Regions from separate parts of the Homo sapiens genome. Here region 1 is linked to region 2. A link is a loop called in an ENCODE intact Hi-C map of the cell type or tissue named here. Cell type or tissue: endothelial cell of umbilical vein. All regions are shown on one strand. Links, peaks and the distances in the headings refer to the core of each region. The heading gives the core; the rest is flanking DNA.

Evidence for each region. Hi-C counts contacts between places; a loop is a spot of excess contacts. Peaks named below come from ENCODE experiments on the same cell type or tissue, not always from the same donor. Only the 100,000 strongest peaks of a DNase experiment are listed, where the experiment ranks them.
Region 1: it touches region 2 in a loop (4-fold over the local background); 5 of 110 quality-filtered maps call a loop at or near these places.

Annotation. Positions count from the first base shown.
Region 1 is chr6:22,137,436-22,145,655 of GRCh38, reverse strand. The region is part of intron 9 of CASC15 (cancer susceptibility 15); the gene reads right to left. The region is part of intron 2 of NBAT1 (neuroblastoma associated transcript 1); the gene reads left to right. Among named protein-coding and RNA genes, the nearest start is that of NBAT1, 5.6 kb to the left of the region's middle. RefSeq lists an enhancer at 1-438. In endothelial cell of umbilical vein, for the core only: no CTCF peak of the experiment used is centred there; a DNase peak (open chromatin) is centred at 4,145; H3K27ac peaks cover 1,553 bases.
Region 2 is chr6:22,466,838-22,475,057 of GRCh38, reverse strand. All of the region lies in intron 4 of LOC105374971 (a long non-coding RNA gene), which reads right to left. Among named protein-coding and RNA genes, the nearest start is that of HDGFL1, 99 kb to the left of the region's middle. In endothelial cell of umbilical vein, for the core only: no CTCF peak of the experiment used is centred there; DNase peaks (open chromatin) are centred at 3,107 and 3,817; H3K27ac peaks cover 1,332 bases.

The DNA of each region.
Region 1 (8,220 bases), core at 1,966-6,965, 330 kb after region 2:
GTTTCTGCTTCATTGAATCGACATGTCTCTTATTTGCAGTTTGGCATCTCATGCTGGCAAATGGTGGTGATATTTTTCTAACACTGCTCATGGCTGCAGCTACAGCCCTTAAGCCACATGGATATTGCTACTTCTCAGCAGGGTGAGAGCAAACAATTGCTTTCTGGAGCACCTTCCTGTGGAGGTGCTGCACTGCCAGGTATGCTTTACTAGTTACATTAAGGCAAGTACAAGTGAGATGGCCTCAGGGTCTGTAGATTCTGTCACTCATCCTGGAATTAAGTAAGTTGCCTATTTGGGACGTCCTTCCCAAGACGTGAGAGGTATACCTTTTTAGCAAAATTGATTATGCCGGCTAACTAGAACCGGAGAATCATTAAACAGGTGGGAGGTAATTGTCTACAACATGTCTTATTGGACTGTGTAGATATCAAGGTAAGTGGCCTTTAATTCATTTGAGATGCCCTTTCAGCCTCTCACTGTATAAGTGTGTCAAGGATGGTCCCAGACCCTGGGGTTCCAATGATGAGCAAGAGATGCATGGTCTCTGCCATCTTGGAGCTCAAGGTCCAGTAACTGCACACATCTTTTGTCCTTCAAGACAACCTTTTCCCAATTTGAATTCTCCAAAGTTAACCAAGGAAGAGATCCAGCAGTCACTTTTTACCCTTGCCTTTTCAACATCCTCTATGATCTCCCAAATCCTATATATTGTTTCTTTACCATCTGCCCTTGGATTTAAGATTTCTTCTCCATTCATTCCTAGAGTCCAAGCTCAGGTTCTCATACCCTCCCACCCAATGATCTCCAATCTGGTCACCCTCTTTTTGTTTCATTCCATTTGGCAGCCTGCCACCAAACTAATCGTACCAAACCACCACATTCATGATGTCCAGAACTACTGTCCAGATGGGTTAGACAACCCTTTGTCCAAAACCAAGGTGGCTCCTTATTTCTTCACGTTCATACACTACCAGTCAAGACAATCTATTATCTGATTATTCATTGTCTATTTAAACAGATTGGTCTATTAATGATCTTCTGATCACATCCTCCATTGAATCAGAAAAAAAAATGGGGGCTCAATTTTGTTAATAACAACGCATAAAGCATTGTGTAAGAAACAAAGACACACGAAGCATTGTCCCTGCCCTCAGAGAACATACTCTATAGAGCCTGTGCTACTTTTTTCTATCAATCATTACTAACCATTTATTATCTTTTATTGCTAGTCATTTCTTCAGGTTTTATTTCCCATGAAAATAATTAGTAAGTCTCAATCCACTTGCTAAGTGTGGGTCAGATAAGTGGTACCACAGATGGGCTGAAAAGGGAACAAACACTTCTACCTAAATGTCTGCGGAGGTTCCCCGAGTTCTCTGGGATTTGCAGTGAGCTATAAAATATCGGGCCAGGGAGTAGGGCAGGATTTAGGTATTAACAACAATAGCAATGGCAGTCGCTAAAAATTAGCACTTACTATGTGCCAGCATCTATTCTAAGCATTTTAGGTACATTAACCTACTTAATTTTATGAGAAAATATTTTTAATAAGTTATTTTCAGTGATACACAGACAGAAGCACAAGAGGGAGGTTAAATAAGTTGCCCAAACTACACAGCAAGTAAGTAGTAAAGCATATCTGGCCCCCGAGTGCGTGGTCTTAACCACCGTGCTGTCCTGCTTTGGAAATGAAAAAAATTGTGGGAGGGAGACCAGGTAGGTGAAAATACATGCATATGTCTGAAGGTGGATGAAGGAATCAAGTAGGGTGTTAGTTCTGTAGAAGCGGGACTAGGTTGAGGAGAGCCACAATATAAAGCTATTACCCTCTTCATAAACATTGGGACCAACAACCAAATTGTAGGATAATAAGTCCGGTAGCCAAATCTAAGATTGATGGGGGAGGAAGGGATTGGGTATAAGGAGACTAATCAAGAGGCTTCTGCAATTGCCTGGCTAAAAGGGAATGGTGCCCAAATCTTGGTAGCGGTGAAAGGAAAATTGAGATGGATTCTGGAGGTGTTATGAAGAAATGACATTATTGCGGTATTCTTGGAAAACAGAGAAGAGGTGATGGTAAAGCTGACTCTACATTTTTTAAAGCTCAGCTGAAGAAAGAACGCAGGTTCCTGAGCTTAGGAGTTGTGTCGTTCATCTTTTTTTCCCCAGTAGCTAGCAAAATGCTTGATATGCCTTTTTAAAGTAATGAATAAATGAAGGTGATGAAGGTAGAAATGGGAACATCAGAAGTGATGACGCCACATATAACAAAAATCTCTACAGTGAATTTAGTAATTCACAGGGTATCTGAGTGGCTTAGGTGGGTTGGCTTCCATCATGCCATTACTTATATATAAACAGAATTTGTTTTCTCTTTCCACCTTTGGCTTGCTTTTCAGATGCTACCTGATTTCCCCCACCACACGCCTCAGATGCTCTTCCTCAGGCTGATCTCAGTCAGGCTGCGTTTCCTCTACCCTGCCCCAGCGACCCCCATCCTTGCCCACCAGCTGTAGACTCATCCTGTCCAGATCTGCCCCCTAATCAGAATGTTGAACTTACCAAGATGATAAGATAAGCGGGCTAACATACTTTAACATTCTTTTATTTTTTTTTTTAATAGCACAGGGAGAAACCACAGACGTTTATCAGCCTTCTCACACAATTTTAGCTAACCAGAATACTAAATTAACGAACGTACCTCATTTCTTGGGCAGTTAATGAAGGTTAATGTGACATACTGCCTCTGGCTCTGGAAGTAAAAAGGGGTGTTACTGCCTCATATTATAGCTGGGGAAAAAAAAGTGTTAATAATCTTTCTCATCAGCAGTAAAGAATTGAGCTTTTAATACCCAGATATATTTTAGTAAAAGGCTAGTATATCATCTGTAAGTGGAGTTCAAGAGCAGTGTTAGATAACTAGGGCATTTCAAGAGCCTGCTTACACCACAGACCAAAAAAAAAAAAAAAAAAAAGAACAAGAGAAAAAAAAAATACAGCCAAAGCTGAATTTATTCCAAGAGAAAAGAAAAATGTGAATTTATGTTGGCAATATTTTCATTTATATCACTTTAGATCAACTCTAATAATCTTTAAATAGTAAGAAGAAAACTTGGATCTCACAAATAAGTGATTTTGAGTAAAGGGGGTAAATGTGTGAGCAAGGTCATTGTTTGATTCAATGATGTTCACACAAATGCATTATGTGGACCTGCTAATCTAAGACAGTGTGGTAGGCATTGTCTAGGGCCCTTAAAGAGCTTACAATACACTTACCCAGGAAGACACTTCCCTTCCTTTTACAGAGGGAAGCTATTGCATTTGATGAGAGCAAAAAATAGCAGGGGAGGCAGGGTAGGTGCAGTGGCTCACTCCTGTAATCCCAGCACTGTGGAAGGCCAAGGTGGGTGGATTGCTTGAGCCCAGGAGTTCGAGACCAGCCTGGGCAACATGGCAAAACCCCATCTCTACCAAAGAAAGTACAAAAATTAGCTGGGTGTTTTGGTGTGCACCTGTAGTACTAGCTACTCAGGAGGCTGAGGTGGGAGAACCACTTACGCCTAGGAGGTAGAGGTTGCAGTGAGCCATGATCATGCCACTGCCATCCAGCCTGGGCAACAGAGCAAGACACTGTCTCAAAAAAAAAAAAAAAAAAAAAGAAGGGTATGCTCTCTTGACAGGGAGCCAACCCACCTTAGAGATCTTACCATAGCAGAAATGGCTTGCATGATGTGAATATTCAGTGAATGTGACTCTTCAATCCTTTAAGTGAATAAGAATGCTATGCTTTATCTGTGCAATCCTGGGAAATATTAATGATGTGCTGATAGTGTCAAGAAAGGCAGGGTCTATAGGTTTATTTAGCAGAGTTGCTAGAGGACTTAAAACTGCATGTCATGGTTTCTAACCTCTTCAAAATGGATGCTGAATTAAGATGAGCCCTTCCCAAAGCAGACTGACAAAGTGACTAATTGCTGGCTGCTGGCAGAGGACTGATTTCCCCTCTCTCTGCTGTCCAGCGTTATTACCCTCGTCCATTTTACAGGGACCAAATGGCAAGTTTAAGGTGGAAGAACTGTGTTTGTTCACCTGTGAGTGGTTTGACCTTAGACTTTGCAGAGCACTGTCAGGAAGTCGGTTTTTCCATGCTCTTTACAGTAAACAAAGACAGTGTGGCTGGGCTCCAAATGTTACAGAAGGTCAGGGACCAAACTGCCTCAAAGACAAAGACTGCTTCCAGAAATTGAAACACAAAATAGATGTGAGCGCCATCAACATTCCACACTGTGCTCCTGTTCATTCTCAGTGTTTGCTTCAAACAATGTGACACATACCCAGCGTAGATGCATAATAGAAATAGAATCATAAAACCCCAGGTGCTGGAAAGCACCTTAAAGGTCATCTGGTCCAACTGCAAATCTAAATTGTGAATGCTGCCCTTTAAAACCTCCTCCATGTAATCATCCAGGCTCAAGGGGAACACCTCTGGTGACTATAAACGCAGTGCCCTGGGAGACAGACAAGCCATTCCATCTTTTGAATGCAACAGCCTCAGTATTTAAAACCCTGAGCTAAGGCCGGGCGCGGTGGCTCATGCCTGAAATCCCAGCACTTTGGGAGGCCAAGACGAGCAGATCACCTGAGGTCAGGAGTTTGAGACCAGCCTGGCCAACATGGTAAAACCCTGTCGCTACTAAAAATACAAAAATTAGCCAGGCGTGCTGGCATGCGCCTGTAATTCCAGCTATTCAAGAGGCCGAGGCATGAGAATCACTTGAACCCAGGAGGCGGAGGTTGCAGTGAGCCAAGATCACGCTACTGCACTCCAGCCTGGGTGACAGAGTGGGACTCTGTCTCAAAAAAAAAAAAAGAAAAGAAAAGAAAAGAAAAACCTCTGAGCCAAAATGTCCTATTCTATGACAGTAGGAGCCTCACTGGAGCTTCTGTTTATTAGCCCTTGATTTGGGAGCTCAATCTAGTGTGACTTCCCCATGATGGTTCCTCAGTTACTGGAGGGCATCTATCATCCCCCATCCAGATTTTCCTTCTCTACACAAAATATCTGCAACTTCTTTAGACATTACTCTGTGACTTCAAGTCTATTCAACATTCAATTTCTGAGCCTAGGAATACATTCCAGTTGATCGGTAGTGCTTTGAATGATGTGTCACACAAAACATAACACAAGGTCCCATCATGTGGCTACACAAAGCAAAATAGTCCTATTACTTCCATCATTCAAACTGATCACATTTCATTTAGTGCAGACTAACCTGCACTTGCTTTCCTAGTGGGTACCTCATGTTGGTGACTCTTACTGGGCTCACCTGTGCCTTTATTCATACAGTTTCACCTAAATCACATTTCTACCATCTTCAGACAATGTCTTTGTGCATTAATTTGACTGGTTTTGTTTTGTTATTGGTTTTGGTTACCACATCTGATCAGATTTTAGGTATATTTTAAAACATTTTTAAGCCAGGCATAGTGGCTCATGTCTGTAAGCCCAGCACTTTGGGAGGCCGGGGGCAGATAACTTGAGCTCAGGAGTTTGACACTAGCCTTAGCAACATGCTGAAACCCCGTCTCTACAAAAACACAAAAATTAGCCAGGCATGGTGGTGTGTGCCTGTGGTCCCAGCTATTCAGGAGGCTGAGGTGGGAGGATCACCTGAGTGTGGGAGGATCACTTGAGCCTGGGAGGCGGAGGTTGCAGAGAGCCATGATTGCACCACTGCACTCCAGGCTAGGTGACAGAGTGAGACCCTGTCTCAAAGAAAAAAAAAAATTGTTTTAAAGGAAAGAAGTAGTAGTAAGTTATTCTTGAAGGAGTCATAGATAAACCTGTAAATACACATATCTATCCATGGTAAGATATGAGACTTATGAGAGCAGAAGTTCTTAGAAGGCATTGAGTACACCTTCTGTTTTTCATCTATCACAACAGCACTGCATAGAATAAAATAACTCTGATTACATAAAATACCCTGGCCTAGTAGGAAAAATACTGGACTAGAAGTCAAAAGCTGTGGGATCTGGTATCTATATTGCTATGGACTATATGTTTATCTGTTATATAATTATAGAAAGGTCATTTTATCTTTTTCCAAGCTATAGTTTCCTTCATTGTAAAGTGAGAATCTCAATACACACCCTGCGCTGTACCGCATTCTAATAGTTTATATTTCTGTGGAATTCTAATGAAATTTGTAAATCTATTCTTTAATACAATGAAATAAATTGTATATTAGCCAGTGGTTAAGCCCCGGCTAAAATTTTCTATAGACTTTCATTAACATTAGATAAGTTTTACATTAAATTTTGTCTTAAGTGAGTGAATGGCATATTCACAAATCAGAAAGTTCTTGTGTCCAGAGTTTTTTTTTTAATATGCCAATTAGGGAAATTAGATAAGTCTGACTGGGGGTCCTGGAATCTTTACCCTCTGATAAAATAACAGTTTTGAATAGGTGAACCAATTACTGAGATTCTTGGGGTAAGGAATAAATGTCATAACGTGATATCATCACTTTCCTATAATCCAAATGTCTTCTTAAAATGTCTTTAATTAACTATACAGAGAGAACCTTTAGGTTGAAAAGATCTAGTTTCTTTCACATTTTTAAACTAGAGCCATGACAACAGAGTGCCTTGATGTCAATCAGCAGTTCCCACAATGGGAATACTATTCACATTCTGGGTGAGGGGGGAGGGAATGATGGCATATGGGCATAACAAGAGAACACCAGCTCATCTTAAAATCTTGCAATACAGTAAAATTAACTCCATGATCAGATTCTAAGACACATCCAACCCTCATAACATTAACTTCACAGAGTACAATAGTTGGTCTTTTTACTAAGTATATTACTAGACTATGCAGTTTTTCTCTTAGATCAAAAGAAATAAAATAAAAATTGGAACAGTGGGCTTCATTTTCTCAAAATCTGGGCCCAGTTTTGGCCCAGCCTTTCTCTGTGCATGTTCCTTCACCATCCTGACCTCAGCGCCATCTTCTGTAAAATAGAAGAGGTCTCTGAGTGTCTAGGCTCTCTGCCCATATGTCAGAAAGGAGGCATGTTTTTTGGCTTTTGAAGATCCCCTGCTTTCAACAAGTAAGCTATCCAAGCAGCGTATGATCCTGGAGATCCACAAGTCATATTGTATCTTAGTTTCTCTCATTCTTAAAAGCTTCATGGCAAAGACCCTAGTGCAACAATATTGTCTCAGTCTCAAATCCCTTTCTGGGCATCAGGCAGAGGGCTCTCAAGCCAAGACCCTGGGCTTCAGTAGCAGTGGGAATGCAGCACTTCAATGAGCCTGAAAAAAAAAGCCACAGCTATATGATGCACACATAGTACAGACATAGTGATGTGGAGATGGACTGGTGCCTTTTGATGTTTGCAAAATATACCTAGGTAGCAAATTGTTACATAATTAAGTGCCCAATGGCATTTGATATGAACAAAAGTTGTAAACATTAGCTTATTGTAACCAATAAAATAGAGATTCTAAAATGCAATTAGCACAAATGACCACATCTCCATTCAAGTAGCAAGGCAGACTTTTAGAGGAAACCTTAAAATAATTAAAGTGGCCACGTTCAGGATGCCAAATGCATACAGATATATCACTGGCTGCTAAAGCAGTAAAGCTTTCTCAGGCAAAGAGGAGGCACGCTTATGCCCAAGGTTAGATTGAGTGTCTTATTGAAGTACAGCACCCCCTCCGCCCCCACTGCATTTGATGGCCTTTTCTGCAGGTTCCTCCAAGATCAGTGCTATAGTATTATGGTGTCTATAGGATGTAGGTATATGGAAGGGAGGAAAAGGACGGCAGAACTGGAAAGAAAAGATGTTCATTTTTTACTCCATTAGACTCAATGCATGCTTTATGTAGAATTCATCCCATAAGGTCAAAAATCTAATTAGGCTTTATTTTAAAAGCTCTGAAACATGCAATAAATCACATGTGATTTTTTTCATATGAGCTGTGACTCAATGATTGAATTTATGTTCATGAAAATAGTTCAGCTTACATTAAACACTGGTTCCTGATACTCCCTTTCCCAAAACACACAAACACACACACACTCACTCACTCACAGTTTATATATAAATAGATATGTGTATGTTTTATTGAGATTATAAAGTTATAAAGTATATCTAACTGTACAAGTATGCAAAATTATACATATAGAAGATAGTATCTGCATAG
Region 2 (8,220 bases), core at 1,570-6,569:
ACACATATTAGGTATTTGTCCTAATGCTCTCCCTCCTTTTGCCCCCCACCCCCCGACAGGTCCCGGTGTGTGATGTTCCCCTCTCTGTGTCCATGTGTTCTCATTGTTCAACTCCCACTTATGAGTGAGAACATGCGGTGTTTGGTTTTTTGTTCCTGTGTTAGTTTGCTGAAAAGTCCCTTTCTTTAGAGTATACAGTCTAGTGGGAACATATAGGTACACATCTAGAGGCTTCTTAATGATGACTTTGCTGATGCTGGAGAGAGGAGTGTGTCATGCATGCTCGTGGCCTTCCTTTCTTCCAGAAAACTAGAAGTAAAGATGGGCTACCAAGGTGTGCACACGCCAGATACCTAGAATTGCACTGTCCCCTACACAGCCCAATAGTCTATGTGGCTATTTCAATTTAAGTATAACTTCAATAACATTAAATAGAAACAAAATTCCGTTCCTCAGTTGCACTCTCATATTTCAAGTGCTCCGTAGGCATATGTGGCTAGTGGCTACCATATGGCAGTGCAGATACAGAGCGTTTTCATCACCACAGGAAGTTCTGTGAGATAGCATTGCCCTAAGAGCTTCAAGAAGGTTCAAAAACACTTCAACAAAATGTTGAGTACAACATCTCCCAGGCTCGCCCATACTCCAGCAGGTATTACAACTGCACTATAATTACCAATACCTTTCAGTCTCCCCCATACTCCAGCAGGTATTACAACTGCACTATAATTACCAATACCTTTCAGTCTCCCCCAAAGAACTCTCAAACTCAATTACTGTTTCCATTACTGATTTTTGCCCTCCTTATGTCTGAGGCTCTTAGTCACCATGGAGACTAGTTTTCTGCCAGATAAGAAAACTGACAAAGTAAACTAAGTTTCCATGGGCACCCAAAGAACAAGTGGGAAGAACTGTCATGACAATGTGACCGAACAACCCAGAGCACAGCAGGGAAGAGACGATCCTGAGTTCTTTGGCCAATTTCTCTTGGCAACTATACAAGTTAGTCCTGTGTGGCAAGCGGCTGAGCACTGTGATGGTTAATGGGTGTCACCCTCTACCTGAGAGTCCTGATGGGTGAAGAAAGGTTATCTATGGGGTGCTCTGCTCCTCACTCCCGTTTTTGGAGGTACTAAACCAAGTTACGTGAGGTCAGTATTGGGACTGTGCTCCTACACTGGGCCCCAGCCAACCAAACTAAACCAGAATGAAGTCACTCACGCTAAATACCACATAATTAAACTAAACTCTGAAACAGGCCAGTTTTCAAAAATTTTAAAAAATAAATAAAAATAAGCAAACAAACACAAAACCAGGAGATTGACAGCAATCAACCAGAAGAAACCTAGTTTACCTGAGCTGGCATATTAAGGAATTTCCCACTGCTGAAACCTATAAAGAAAGTCATTCTGGAATGATCAATCCACTTTTCATTCTTTGTCTCTGCCTTCTTCAACCTTTTTCTAACTGAAAGCCACTCTCCTCTGCTCAGCTCATTGCAACACACTCTCTATTGTATAGAATTCTGTTTTGTAGAATGAGGTGTTGCCCAATTTTTTTTTTTTTTTAATTTGAGACGGAGTCTCGCTCTGTCGCCCAGGCTGGAGTGCAGTGGCGCAATCTCGGCTCACTGCAAGCTCCGCCTCTGGGCTTCATGCCATTCTCCTGCCTCAGCCTCCCGAGTAGCTGGGACTACAGGCGCCCGCCACCACGCCTGGCTAATTTTTTGTATTTTTAGTAGAGACGGGGTTTCACCGTGTTAGCCAGGATTGTCTGGATCTCCTGACCTCATGATGCGCCCGCCTCAGCCTCCCAAAGTGCTGGGATTACAGGCGTGAGCCACCGCGCCTGGCCAATGTTGCCCAATCTTAGAATCACAACTACAAGCCAAATAGATTGTTCACCAATGAGAACACATGGACACAGGGAGGGGAACATAACACTCCGGGGCCTGTAGGGGGGTTGGGGGTAGGGGAGGGACAGCATTAGGAGAAATACCTAATGTAGATGACAGGTTGATGGGTGCAGCAAACCACCATGGCATGTGTATACCTACGAAACAAAACTGCACGTTCTGCACATGTACCCGAAAACTTAAAATATAATGAAAAAATAGATTGTTCAAGTAAATGTGCTGTAATTTTGTCTTTTGACTGAAGGAAAAACCTGACATATATCCTGACGATGTTGACAAAAGCCATAGGTCATGAGGGGCAAAATGACATAATTGTTGCTTATTTAAATTAGCTCATTTTTTAACTTTAACTTTTATTTTAAGTTCAGGGGCACATGTTCAGGTTTGTTATATAGATAAGCTTGTGCCATGGGGGTTTGTTGTACAGATTATTTTGTCACCCAGGTATTAAGCCTAGTAACCATTTGTTGTTTTTCCTGATCTTCTCCCTCCTCCCATCTTCCACCCTCTAGTAAGCCCCAGTGTGTGTTTTTCCCCTCTATGTGTCCATATGTTCTCATCATTTAGCTCCCACTTATAAGTGAGAACGTGCAGTGTTTTGTTTTTGGCTCCTGCATTAGTTTGCTAAGAATAATGGCTACCAGCTCCATCCATGTTCCTGGAAAGGATATGATCTCATTTTTTTTACGGCTGCATAGTATTCTATGGTGTATATGTACCACAAACTTAAGACATAGAGTAAAAGGAAGACAAGCCAACTTGAGGACTCAGGTCTTTGGGAACTAATTGTCGGTTTGCGTGGCACTGTCTCCGTTTACTTCAGTAGAGGATTTCTATGAAATATCATGAGCTTGGTTACCTCTTTTAGCATTTGGAAAATAATAAAGATGTATTATCACATTCTTTCATCCCCCTTTTAGTGGCCCAGAGCAAGATATCATGGAATTAAGGAATTCTATAAACTCATCTTCACAGTCTCTTTAGTGCAAAATAACATTGCCAGGACAAATGAGGATGCAAACAAGGAAGATTTAAAAGTGACAACACCTTTTGGTCAGAGAAGCCAGCATCTTAACAACCCAAGGCAGACAACAAGTGTTTAATGAAAGTTACAGAAATAGATGCAGGAAACAGACAGAGAGGGTGAGGAAGCAGCGCGGCGGAAAGTGGGATTTAGGACACAATGGGGAAGCCCTGGTGGAAGTTTCCAGCACATACACACCTGCTTAGGAGTCTGGGAGGCACTGGCGTGTGTCAGAGACAGGGGGAAGAAGCACATAAATAAGTGAAAATGAGAGCAGATTGGAAAAAGGCAGAGAGAGACTTTAACTCTACTACCCACTCAATTTGCCACAATTTCAGGAGTTCATGGTAATATCTAATACATAGAAATGTCAAAACGAAAGTAGAGATAGAAATAGAAATATGAAAAAAAGAAATAATATAAATTTTAAAAAATGAAACTGAAGATCCTATTTATTTTATTTTACTTTCTGGTGGCCAGAATTAAAACCAGGTGCAAAAATAACCAGTAGATTCTAGATCATGTTGGCATATTTTACACTCAGTGTATCATGTCGCCCCTATAATGTGAAAAACAGTTCAGGCAACAGGACACTGGAAAGGGGATCTAGAAGGTCATGAATCTCTATTTCTAAAGAACACTGCCCCAGGCAGCTTTACACCTCGCTCTGTGTTTTCTCCTCTTACAGTGAACTTAGCTGACCCTTGTCCTATCATGGAATATATATCTTTACTCGAATTATTTTAGAAAGTTTACAATAAGTTGAAATAATAACAATGATAGCCATGGAGGCTGCCAGGGCACCTAGTCAAAAACTACAATCATCTGGAGCTAGGAGGAGCCAAAGGGTGTGTTTGTTTTGGCTCAGGATCCAGCTGCAGGCTGCCTGAGTTTGCCAGCTACATTTCTGTCAACAGAGAGAAACTATTATAACAAAATCCATGTTGATCAGGAAGTGTGACCACAGTGAGGGACGCTGAGGAAGTGCTGTTTTTATAATGCATTCTGAAAATGTGTCCTGAGCCTGTTAGTGGCAATAGGAAAATTCCCCCTCTATCAATGCATTCACCTGCAAACCCCACAGGGGCAGAGACCGGGAAGATCTGCCTGTACAATAGGTTCTGCTGCGGGCTAAACTGATTATCCTCAGAGCTCTTTTAGAGTCTGGGTGTGGTTATCACTCCTTTTTTCCTACCTTCTTAGTTCTCTCTCTTATGTTTTAAGTCCTTTATTGCTGACTTACATTTCCCCTTTTCAATTCTCTCATTGGACTGTCCCTTGGTTTGAGGCTAGATGTGCAAAAATCCTTGTGTGTGAATATACTGATAAAGCTAAAGGAAGCGGGTCTCTCCCTGAGCCCTGTCAACCTTCCTCCTGCTTCTGGGACATTCCTTGACATCAGATTTTCCAGGCCCCTGGCCACCACAAATGCATGACCGCCTCACCTCCCACTTCCACTGCCACCCATGCCACTCTGGCCTGGGGAAGTCCCAGGGCAGGACCAAAAAGACGAGGTTGCCCTTGCTCTGGAGTTCATCCTGACATCAAAAGTCACGTCCACACAGGGTCAGCCTTGCTTTGACAACGTATACCCAGCACCATTTCAAATACTTTTCATGGGTTCTACTATCATCCTTCAACAACCCTGTGCTGTTGGTTATGTGATCTCTTTTACAGATGCAGAAACTGAAGCTCACAGTCTCTATACGACTTGCTCACATTTACATGGCCAATATTTGGCAGAGGTGGGATTTTGGTCTTTGAATCACATTCTGGCAGTGTAGGCATGTCTGTTCTTTAAAGCAGAGCTTCTCATACTTCATGATGCTCAGGAATCACCTAAGGACCTTGTTAAAATGCAGACTCTAATTCAATAGGCCTAAGTGAGGCCCCAGAATTTACATTTGTAACATGCTTCTAAGCAGTGGCCGTGTAGGCCTAGAGCCACACTTTGGATACCAAAGCTTTCAAGAAGCTTTACAAATTAAGCCCTAAGATGAGTAACCTGTGGGTGAGAAATGCTTATTAATTATTTGGGAAACTTTAGTATAAGTATATAGATGCAAAGACTACCGTGGGTTCTTTGGGAAAGTTTGTCACTCGCAGAAGTTTCACTGCGTGAGGCCACAGAAGGATGATATTTCTTTCTGGTTGTCTTGATACCAAAACTTGGTTCTGAGACAAAGACTGGAGCAGGGACCTAATAGTAGTTGTCTTACCAAAAAAAAACCCATCCTCATTAGCAGCCAATCCCTATTGCCTCCCTCCCCACAGCCTCTGCCAACCATTTATCTACTTTCTGTCTCTAGATTTGTCTATTCTGAACATTTCATACTAATGGAATCATACAATATGTATCCTTTTGTGCCTGGCTTCTTTTACTTTGCATAATGTATTCAAGGTTCATTCATGTTGTAGCATGTATCAGTACTTCATTCCTTTTCATCGCTGAGTAATATTTCATTGTATGAACATATTACATTTTGTTTATCTACTCAACAATCCTGCCACTCAAGAAGGATCGAAAAGAAAAGTTAAGAAATGTTGAAATAATGTGGATTGTTGTAATATTAAGTCAATAGACAGTTACCTACAAGAGGAAACAGAAACACTGGATTTGTTTGTTTGCAAAGAAGCAAGTGAACCTTAGCCATAAAGCATCCATTTAAAAGCGAGATATCTGGAGTCAGATTCCCTAGATTCAATTCACCAGTAATCAACTTGTTAAGTTGAAGAAACACTTAACTTTTCTTTGCTTCCGTTTTCTCATCTACAAATGGGGATGAAAACAGTACCATGTTTGCCTTGAGAATTATCATTAGAATTAATAAGGTAACATATTTAAAACACCTAAAACATACTAGTATTTTAACAACTTTAACAGGTCCCAAATGTGTCAAAGCACCAAAGGTCCAAATGGAAAAAAGAATCAATTGCACTCACTTTATTTTAACTGGATACTTTAACATCTGTCATTTTTATTATTATGAGATTTACTCACTTTGCTGTGAATGAATGCCTCATCCTGGTCAAAGAAAATTAGAATCAAAATGGCCGTTTCATACAAAGAGAGTCTGATTTAATGTTGAGTGGTGCTTTTGCTACTTCTAATTCACACACAAATAAACTAGAATTTCTCTCTTAGTTCAAGCAATAGGGGAACAAAGCAAAATCCTTCCTATACAAACAGAACCAGCTCATACTATAGTAAAAGCTAACAGCATCAAAAGCTACCAAGACTATACTGTACAGAAACCTTGCCTAAAATATTTTAGGTAGCATAATATTTTCATCTTATCTCTTTTCTTGTTCTCTCATCCTGACTCATCCCTCACTTCCTATATTTAGCAGAAGGTTAGGCCCTTTTAAGAGAAATACTATAAAGAACTCTCTGTGCATGTGGTAAGAATAAATGTCCAGAATCAAGAAAAGCCTAGGAAATGTGAACATTTATTTTCTTCATGGAAATACAAAATACCAAGTAGATGCAAAAACATCCATTTACTCAATTTTCTTCTTTTTTTTTTTTACTGGGGGAAAAAAAAAAACACTAAGAAAAATGTATGTGGTTTCTACAGAAAAATGTTTGCTATAAGGAAAATCTCTAAACTGAAAAAAGGCAAGATAAAAGCAATTTATTGTCATGCTGTCCAACATTACTATATGAGATTACTTCAGTGATGAAAGATGTTGTCATAATTCATGCAGCCAAGTAAGCCGAATCAAGTAAGCTGAATTCAAGTATGTTAGTTTTCCATTCCTTCTCTTTAAACAGAGTCTTGTCAGTCTTGAAGCCTCGAGGGATGTACAAAATGTAATTACCAAGGTTTATGATAAGGAGTGAACCAAACTAATAGAGACAAATGTTTAAATGCCAGCTTCAAAGTTTTTCCCTAAAACATTTCTTCTGCACCCCAATCTTAGTTGACAATGAGGAAAATGTCAAAGTTGCTATGTCCTGATTTCAACTGGGATTTTCTATCAGATTTAACGTTATAGTAGAGAAACATTAATGAAAACAAAATTATTGCAGGGAGTTGACAGGTGTATTAGTAATCAATGCTACTGAAGTTCATAAAGAGGTGCCTTTAATATGAGTTTCACTGAATTTATCAAGGATTTGCACTGGGCTGTTCCAGTCTTGAATTGAGAACAGGACTGGCTTAGCAGGCAAAATGGAGAGCAATGTTTTCTCCATCTCCATTTGATCTATGGCTTGTGGCTGAAGCTGCCAACTGGCACACGTCTGATAGCCGTCAGCAGCAAGCATGGCATCTGTGTGTTGGCCAGTTGGAAGCTGACATAATATGCCAGGGTATTTCATTGCAACTAGGTCAATAAATTTGCTCACAGTCAACAATGGTTTAATCGGAATCACTGAGTCAATTATTAAAAGTTCTAGTTTATAAGAATTTCATATCTTAGAAGGCTTAGTTGCACACATTTATAATTTTTCTATCTTCTAGTTTGGAAGGCAAAGAGAAAATAGAAATAGAAAAGTCAGAGGAATCCACTGGGGGTGAAGCATAGCAAATATTCTTCTTTGCACTCAGTGCTCACTAGAGCGTCATGGGTTTTCGGTTTCAAGCTCAATTTAACTGAGCCTTTTGGGCTCCGAGTTTCATTTATTCCAGGCCAAACAAAACTTCCTCATGGCAAAAAAAGGAAAAAGAAAAATAAATGGTAATATCAGATTGAAGAGAGAAATTCCACACAAAGATCAAAGAATGTTAAGAAGGCTCTAATATATCAATGTCTTCGTGCAACATGTCAATATAAAACATATTGGGTTGATTAGAATTGAAAATGGATTTCTAGAGCTCTTTGGCCTAAAAGCATTCTATCAAGCCTATAATAGGACCCCTCCACATTACAATTACCAACTCTTCTCTATACTCATTTCCCTCTAATTCTCTTCATACTACTAATCTCTGAACATCTGCTAGCTCCTAAACAATGCCAGTCTCAGGCATCATTTATTAATCTCTAATACTTATCCAGGAACAGGAGCACTTGCCAATTTGAACTCTCAAAATAAAAATTACTAAGGTATCCCCAAGGAAGGGGGATAAATAGAATGAGGCTATAATCAAGCCATAATGACTCCCAAGGTTTACTGCAGATTAAAATCCAAACGCAGGTGACTGAAGGCAAAGAAGCAAATACAATGAGTGCAGTTCTTTGCTGCCTGTTTACACAAAGCTCCCATTGACTTTCCTGAATAGCTCCAAAAAGGGCCCAAGGTGTAACGTGTTTGTCGGTATGGTTGGTATGCACTGGC